Linked DNA regions of Homo sapiens: region 2 is linked to region 1. A link is a loop called in an ENCODE intact Hi-C map of the cell type or tissue named here. Cell type or tissue: chondrocyte. All regions are shown on one strand. Each heading gives the region's core, and the rest is flanking DNA. Links, peaks and the distances in the headings are about the cores only.

The links. Peaks named below come from ENCODE experiments on the same cell type or tissue, not always from the same donor. Only the 100,000 strongest peaks of a DNase experiment are listed, where the experiment ranks them.
Region 2: it touches region 1 in a loop (4-fold over the local background); 2 of 110 quality-filtered maps call a loop at or near these places.

The regions. Positions count from the first base shown.
Region 1 is chr9:88,074,495-88,078,881 of GRCh38, reverse strand. It overlaps LOC124902201 (syncytin-A-like), which reads left to right and starts at 982. Exons shown (of 7, transcript XM_047424307.1): 1 at 982-1,159; 2 at 1,399-1,499. It overlaps LINC03026 (long intergenic non-protein coding RNA 3026), which reads left to right and starts at 982. Exons shown (of 2, transcript NR_135138.1): 1 at 982-1,159. RefSeq lists an enhancer at 1,734-2,284. In chondrocyte, for the core only: CTCF peaks have their summits at 2,175, 2,376 and 2,579; DNase peaks (open chromatin) are centred at 1,881, 2,301 and 2,481.
Region 2 is chr9:88,025,016-88,029,402 of GRCh38, reverse strand. No RefSeq gene overlaps it. Among named protein-coding and RNA genes, the nearest start is that of LINC03026, 51 kb to the left of the region's middle. RefSeq lists an enhancer at 2,839-3,604. In chondrocyte, for the core only: no CTCF peak of the experiment used is centred there; no DNase peak of the experiment used is centred there.

The DNA of each region.
Region 1 (4,387 bases), core at 276-4,275:
GTGATTTTGGAAAGGCCTCATGTGGTCCTTTTCTCTTTCCTGGTTCCTTCTCTGCTCACCTGCCAACAGTGCTCCATGGTCCCCCAGGTTGGAGCACGTGGAGGGATGAAGCAAAGGGAAAAAAGAAATGTCATTCACATGGATCCAGAAGTAAGCTGGCTCATACTGGTGCCTAGAAACACCTCCCCACACACCTTCCCACCAAGGAGCAGTTTGCCAGCCCATCTGTTTTGCCCTCTGTGTTTCCCTGGGCAGGAGTTATCCCCCAGCCATTGCATCCCCCAAACTCCAGAGGTTCAGTTGAGCTGAACTTCACCGAGCCTGAGGCAAGAAGACAAGCTCCCCCTACCCAAGCCCTTGACAAGGCAGGAGGAGGGGCTCACAGCACACGGCTGCCTACAGAAGTCTTCCTCTCAAAGCTCCTTAACCTTCCTCCTTCTCGCCATGTGTAACTGCTCACTGCTTCATCACAGATGTTTAAATCAGCACCGTCTGTATTTTGGTCTGGCAGCTCACTTGGGAATGCAGCATCCTTGGAAATGTGGTGTCGGGTGGATGCACCAATGTCCATCTCCTGCTACAAATGGCAACTGAACTTGTGGCCATCTGGGCTTTTTAGTCTGTTGTTGTTGGTTTTACCTCTGTTTTATACTACCCAGCATCCACCAACAATCACAGGCTAATTTTTCCTACATGATGGCTACTTCCCCAACTCCAGGTGGTTGTAGTAAAGAGGACTCCAGCGACATACGGCCTAGTTCAAGGGGTGGACAGGTCAGCCTTGCAGATATTCAAGGGAGAGCCACCTGGGCAGAGGGAAAGTTATGGACTAAACTGTGTCCTCACAAAATTTGTATGTTGAAGCTCTAACCCCTAGTGTGACTGCATTTGGAGGCAGAACCTATAAGGAGGTAATAAAGGTTAAGTGAGGTCATAGGGTGGGCTCTGATCCAATAGAACTGTGTCCTTATAGGAACAGGAAGAAGCGCTAGGGATATCTCCCCTCCCCCGCTCCCTCTGTCTCCCTCTCTCCCTCCCCTCTCCCCTCTCCCATGAGAGGACACAGCCAGAAGGAGACCGTCTGCAAGCCAAGGAGAGAAGCCTCACCAGCCATGGAATCTATAGGCACCTTGATGTTGGACTTCCAGCCTCCAGAGCTGTGAGAAATGCGTTTCTGTTGTTTAAGTTGCCCCGTCTGGATTCTGTTACGGCACCCTGAGCTAAGACAGGGACTAACTGGTGCAAAGGCCCTGGGGGGGACCTGGAGGCAGGTTTGAAGGGTGGGGGGAGGGGAGGCCATGATCACCGGGTGGAGGGTGGGAGTAGGTGGACATGGGTTAGAAAGGTCGTGGGCCAGGCGGCCTCCTAGGCAGCTTCCTGATGTTGGCCTTTTCATAGATGGAAGCCAACCGTCGGGAGCACACACACCACATTACAAGGATCCCAGCCAGGCCCAGGAGGGGAAGCAAGGACACCCTAGAGGCAGAGAGAACTGGCAGGTAGCACCGTGGGGGATGAGAGCGGGTTGGAATCTAGATCCTTCTTGAGAAAGGAGGACGCTGGAGGGTGGGATGTGAAAACTGGGGGAGAGAAGACTCAGAGGTCACTGGAGGTCTGAACAAGTGCAAGGATAGAGGTGCCCCGAGCTGACACGGGTGGCCTGGGCAGGGGCCGGTGTGTTGGGGGAGATCCTGGGGTCTGGAGGCCAGGGGTCGGGCCATGAGGCCGTACCGGCAAAGGCGGTGCGGGCCCTGAAACCAGGCGAAGACAGAGCTGGCGGGAGGCAGCGGCCCCAAAGTCAGGACCGAGGAGGGCCGGGCTGACTGCCAAGGAAGGCCGGGCTGGCTGCCAAGGTCAACCAGGTGGAGGCCTTCGGGGTTCGGCAAGAGCAGTTCTGTGAGCTGGCGGAGCCTGGCGTCTGCCTGCGTGACGTGGAGGAACCGCAGGCGGCGACCGCGGACAGAATGTACAGGTTTCTGGGCGAGGAATGGAGAATGAGGCGGAGCTGGGCTGCAGGAGACGGAGGCAGAGAGAGACGGCCTGGCGGGAGATGCAGGGGCCCGCGGCAGGGCCCTGGAAGCTCCAGGCGGGAGGAGGGACGTGGTGGCGGGCGGGAGGGCAAGGGCTGGGGCCCGGGCTCATTCCGCAGAGCCTGCGGGTACAGCAGGCTGAGGGGTCAGACTGAGCACAGGGAGCTGAATAGCGAGCCCCGCCCGGCAGGGGAAATGAAGGGAGGGTGGTGTGAGAGCTTCTGCCAGGGGCAGAAGGACACCGAGGGACCGCAAGCAGAGCCGAGGGAGTGCGCGCTAGCCCCGGAAGAGGGTGCGCTGGGCTGGCTGCTGAGCTACCCTCAGGAGCTGCAGGGGCTCGAGGGGCTGGAAATGCTGCGGCAGAAACTGGAAGGGCCCTGCCTAGGTTGGCTTAGGAGTAGAGGGGTGCACCCTGGTCAACCCTGCACCTCCGGGGCGCCACGCGCTCGCTGGCGGGAGGGCGGAGGGAGGCGGGAAGGAGACGCTAAGGCGCTGCGATCCCGGACGCGCAGCCCTCTAGGCGTGGAGGCTGCTGGAGCCGCCAGGCAGCTTCTCGGCGACTCCACGCGTCAGTGCAGAGATGCTGCAGGGACGCAGCGCTCACAAAAGCAGCTCCGCTCACAAAAATACGGCCACACCGAGCAGACGTCTGCTTTGACACCACTCGACCCTGCCAAAAAGAGCAATTAATGGGATCAGAAGGGCGGGAGGTGGGAGGGAAGGCGGGGAGTGGGCAATGAGCAGAGCCTGGCTTTCTATCCCAGGACAGCGTGGTGTTCTCAAGGGAATTTAGACAAACATTTCATCCTAACCTCAACAACAGGTCCTCCTGAGTCCTCATACAACCTATCCTTAGGCGGTAACAGGCTGCAGCTGTTGAAGTCTAATTTCACTCTATTGATTGGTACTTTCAATGGAATGCTTTCTGATTAATTCTGTGCCTTTAGTTTTACCCTGGACATGTTTCAAGACAATGTATTAATAAGACTCTGGTGTTACGTATTCAATCAATTTATAGATGAAACCCAGAAAACTCAAATATGGTTAGAGGACTGGATTAAATGATATTTACTTTGGCAATAGAGAAATAAAAGTATACTGAACTGATGGAAATATTCTAAAACTATATTGCAGTGATGGTTACACAACTCTACAGATTTACTGACAATGGGTGAAATATGTAGCATGTTAAAAATACCAGCTGTTAAAAATGAAGAAAAAGTCTATCAGTAAAAAAATAAATACGTGTCTAACTGGAAGAAGATAAGATACAGAGGCAGGGGGGAAAGAGGGTAGGGTAGGGGGGCTAAGAGCCTCATTCACATCGTGGTGTGGCAGTTAATACAGTCTAAGTTTACAGAACAAGAAATTCAAGTTCAAGCATATTGCTTAAATCTAGTTAACCTATAGGAAAACTAAGTATAATAATAAGCACAGCAAAGTAGGAGGAAGAAGACAAGTAGCCTTAATCAGCTAAACCTTCCTCTTTTATAATGGAAAGCCACTGCAAAAGAAATCGAGGTTGATAAATACAGAAGCTCGATAAGTGTATTATTACTTAAAATTTTGAATTTTGAAAGGAACTCCCCAAAAATCTAAAAATGCTTATTGTTAAAAAAAATTTTTTTTGAGATAGGATCTCTCTCTGTCACCCAGGCTGGAGTGGAATGGTGTGATCATAGCACACTACAGCCTCTCTACCTCCTGGGCTCAAGCGATCCTCACGTCTCAGCCTCCTGAGTAACTGTGACTACAGGTGGGTGCCAGCACACCCAGCTGATTTTTTTATAGAGAAGAGGTCGCGCTGTGTTGCCCAGGCTGGTCTCAAACTCCTGGCCTCAAGCAGTCCTCCCACTTCAGCTCCTAAAGTGTTGGGACCACAGGCATGAGCCACCATGCCAGCCTAAATTTTGCCTTTAAAAATTGTCCCATGAATTCCTGGATTGGCATAACAGTTGGTATTGTCTTGATAGAAGAGTTGTTGAAATAATCTATCACCTTCACACTGCCCGGCATGTGCACACACGTGCATGTCTGCGCATGTCCGTATGTGTGCACATGTCACATGAATGTGCAAGTGTGTGCAAATGTGCAAGTGTTTGTGTGTGCTTGTCTGTGTCCATGTGTATGTGTGTATGTATGTTTTAAGAGACCTGTAAAATCAAAAGAAAACTAGCCTCAAGGTAAAATTACAAAAAATCCCCACATATTTACAGTGATCAGTGACATAGTCTTTCTTTTCTTGAATAAATATTACAATTTGATTATCTGAGATGCTTTTATATTTAGGAAATGAGTTAATACAGATTAAATTACATTTCAATATTTTAAATATCTTCCTAAATCTTCATGACTTT
Region 2 (4,387 bases), core at 276-4,275, 49 kb after region 1:
TGAGCTACCACTTGCTTCTGCCAAGAATCATCCTTACAATGAGCTCCTTCCTTACTCATTATTTTTCTTCTTCCTTGCAACACGCAGAATTTATCTCTCCTCATCTTGATGTTGATGAAAGGCAATATTCTTTGCTAATTTAAAGTGTGATGAAACATACAGAAGAAAACAAGATTTCTGATAAACACTTTTTGCTAATTAAGTATTTGGAAATCTGCTTGTACCAAAATAATATGACATTCCTCCCTGTGCCCTCCCTGTGCCTTTTATTTCCTCTAATAGAATTGTTTTCCTCCACACAGAGGTTCTCTTTTTTTTTTTTTTTTTCAGATGGAGTCTCACTCTGTTGCCAGGCTGGAGTGCAGTGGTGCTATCTCGGCTCACTGCAACCTCCGCCTCCTGGGTTCAAGCGATTCTCTTGCCTCAGCCTCCCGAGTAGCTGGGATTACAGGCACCCGCCACCGTGCCCAGCTAATTTTTTATTTTTAGTAGAGACAGTGTTTCACCATGTTGGCCGGGATGGTCCCGATCTCTTGATCTCGTGATCTGCCTGCCTCGGCCTCCCAAAGTGCTGGGATTCCAGGCAAGAGCCACTGCTTCCGGCCAACAGAGGTGCATTCTAGATCTTTAATTTCTCCACCTCACTTGGAAGATTGCTAGAAATCACAAATAAAGTTTGTAATGTAGTTATATAGCTTTCACTGAACATTTTAAATACTTGAACAAAAAATTCATGACGATTACACATAACCAAGCCCATCCCAAACTTTTTGAAGACTTCATATGTCAATCCCCCGATAGTTAATAAATACTGTATTTTTTCATGACTCCCACTCTTAATCATCATACTGACTCATACCACTCAAAACTGCAGTTTAATTATATTAGTTTTCTCTAATATAAAATTAGTTACATATTTAATTAACTTCCTTTCTCCCAAAATAGCAACCATCCTCTTTGATTAACCTGGCTGAGTCATGCAAAACCTTATGCTTATCTTGCTGTCAATTACAAGCATATTTTAGTTTTAAGCAGAAATAGCTTACATTGTACCATGCAAAAATTACGGTGTTAGGGCCGAGCGCTGTGGTTCATGCCTGTAATCCCAGCACTTTGGGAGGCCGAGGTGGGTGGATCACCTGAGGTAAGGAGTTCAAGACCAGCCTGGTCAACATGGTGAAACCCTGACTCTACTAAAATACAAAAATTAGCCGGGCATGATGGCGGGTGCCTGTATTCCCAGCTACTTGAGAGGCTGAGACGGGAGAATCTCTTGAACCTGGGAGATGTTGGTTGCGGCGAGCTGAGATCACGCCACCGCACTCCAGCCTGGGCAGCTGAGTGAGACTCCATCTCAAAAAAAAAAAAGAAAAAGAAAATTACGGAGTTAGGAGGAAGGATGGCATATGGTTAGGAAACTAATTTCACAAGTAAATGGATCCTCTATTGACTTTGACAGACAAAATGTAAGAACAAGAATGCAAAAGTAAGACCTTTTTTTTTTTTTTGAGATGGAGTTTCGCTCTTGTTGCCCAGGCTGGAGTGCAATGGCAAGATCTCGGCTCACTGCAACCTCCTCCTCCTGGGTTCAAGTGATTCTCCTGCCTCAGCCTCCTGAGTAGCTGGGATTACAAGGCATGTGCCACCACACCGGCTAATTTTGTATTTTTAGTAGAGACTGGTCTCAAACTCCCACCGTCAGGTGATCCACCCGCTTTGGCCTCCCAAAGTGCTGGAATTACAGGCATGAGCCACTGTGCTTGGCAGTAAGACTCTTATATTCCTAGACTTTTTTTGTATGTATGAATCACTTTGGTACCAAAAGGTCCTTTATTTGATAAAGACAGTTCATGACTGCTTTATTCATTACCAGTTTATTTCATTTAAAATTTTATTACTTTTGGAATCTGGATGTCACAGACAAGGTTGGGTGATAACAATTTAAGGTTAGAGTCCTCCTGCAAGGACAAGGATGTCAATAAGAGGTGAGGAGGGTTCCAGGCACATTGCTGCCCACATAAAAGAGCAAGCTAGGACCCAGGCGCGGTGGCTCACACCTGTAATCCCAGCACTTTGGGAGGCCGAGGCAGGTGGACCATGAGGTCAGGAGATCGAGACCATCCTGGCTAACACAGTGAAACCCCATCTCTACAACAAAATACAAAAAAAAAAAACAAATGAGCCAGGCGTGGTGGTGGGCACCTGTAGTCCCAGCTACTCGAGAGGCTGAGGCAGGAGAATCTGTTGAACCTGGGAGGCAGAGGTTGCACTGAGCCGAGACTGTGCCACTGCACTCCGGCCTGGGCAATAGAGCGAGACTCCGTCTCAAAAAAATAAATAAATAAAAATAAGAATACCAGCTTTTTAAAGGAAAAATCATTTAGGACCAAGGTCTAAAAGCAATTCTTTGGGAGTGTGTGTCCTAACAGAGCAGACCCTGAGTACTGAAACTAACAGATTATTCCGTGTGATGGCTGCATGGTGCCTCTCAAATGTCATATGTTGAAATGCTAACCCCAAGAACCTCAGAAGGTGACTATATTTGGAGGAGGGGCCTTTACAGAGGTAATCAATTAAAAATGATGTCATATGGATGTGTGGGCCCTAATCCAATCTGACTGGGTCCCATAAGAAAAGGCTTGGGTGCAGCGGCTCACACCTGTAATCCCAGCACTTTGAGAGGCCGAGGCAGGAGGATCGCCCGAGGTCGAGAGTTCGAGACCAGCCTGACCAACATGGAGAAACCCTGTCTCTACTAAAAATACAAAATTGGCCAGGCGTGGTTGCGCATGCCTGTAATCCCAGCTACTCAGGAGGCTGAGGCAGAAGAATCGCTTGAATCCAGGAGGCGGAGGTTGCAGTGAACCGAGATTGCGCCATTGCATTCCAGCCTGTGAAACAAGAGCGAAACTCTGTCTCAAAAAAAAAAAAAAAAAAAAGAGATGAGGACATAGACACACACAGTGGGGACACAGGGAGAATACAGCCTCAGCCTTCTGCAAGCCAAGGAGAGAGGACTCAGGAGGAATCAACTCTGCCCACACCTTGATTTTGGACTTCCAACCTCTAGAACGGGAGAGAATAAATATCTGTTCTTTAAGCCCCCCACTGTGGCACTTTGTTATGGAAGCCCTAGCAAATTAACACATGCATGCAACAATATTCCTCAACAAATGCAAAAGTAGCTTTAAATGGGAATTTGTTAATCCCATCCTCAGAGTACTGTAAGGTCAAAATGTCTACATTTAAATTGCTGAATGCAATTTTCAAGGAGGGACATCACTTTCAAACAAGTGAGATTTGCAAATTCCTCTGCCCATTGCATGCTTCTCAAGATCAGAGTTAGGAAAGAGAAAGGGGTGCCCCCTCTTCGTGGCACACACAAATGACCCTAGGAATGATGCTAAGCAAACAGGCCCTCCCCATGGGGAAGCCCTTGCTGCTGACTCTGTGTCACGAGCAGCAGTGCCACAGAACCAGACTCTGGCCATGCCGCTTTACAGCGGCGGGTCTTCCCTGTGCATTGACACATTCATCCCAAGTGAAATGGCTTATGGAGAAACAGCTCTTCCCTGGGTGCTAACTTCTATGGGGCAACTAATTAGTGCTATGGCTTAGGATAATAAAGAGATACAAAAAATATTTGAGTTGGGAAATGTGACCATGACATATCAAGGCTAAAGACAATAGCTGCATCCTGGAGGGCCAGGGCCTTTGCCAAGCATCAAAAGGACTGGTCTACTGCAGGAGCTCGACTCCTGCCCTTCAGAACCCAGGGTCTCCACCCCTTCCCAGTTCCCTCCCCAAGCTGCCAGAGTGCCACCTGCTGGGGGCCTCAGAGGAATTGCCCTCTGCCCCCAGGAACTGCCCTCTGCCAAGTTTTGTCCCTTTCCTGGGAGCAGCCTGGATCTGATGGTTGCATGTGCCGCAAAGCCAGGAATTCAGAGGGGCCAATCTCACCCAGAGTCCATTCCAGACAGCCAGCTACGGAGAAGGCATATTTCCTTGGGGTGGCACTGGATTGAAAGTCCTTCAAAAATGCTACATGAGAAGTGCCATGTGGTGTTAAACAAGACTCTAGGATTTCAGGGCAGCAGGTAGTGAGCAAGAGCCCCAGCCTGCCCCCTCCTCCTACTGCCCTTGCTTTCATGGAGAACATTTGCGTTCTTCTTTGGAAGTAAAGAAAGTAATGCATAATAACTTTCTTTGACAAGTATGTCTTTCTGCCGTGAGCTAACAGGCACTGGACTGAGACGCAGGAAAGCCTGCAGTGAATCCTAACAGTTCACTTCCCTCTTACAATGTGAATTCATTCAAATTAGACCTTCGAGTGAAAGCCTCTTAATTAGATGATTTCCTAAGTCCCCATTGATGTCTCCTTTCCCAT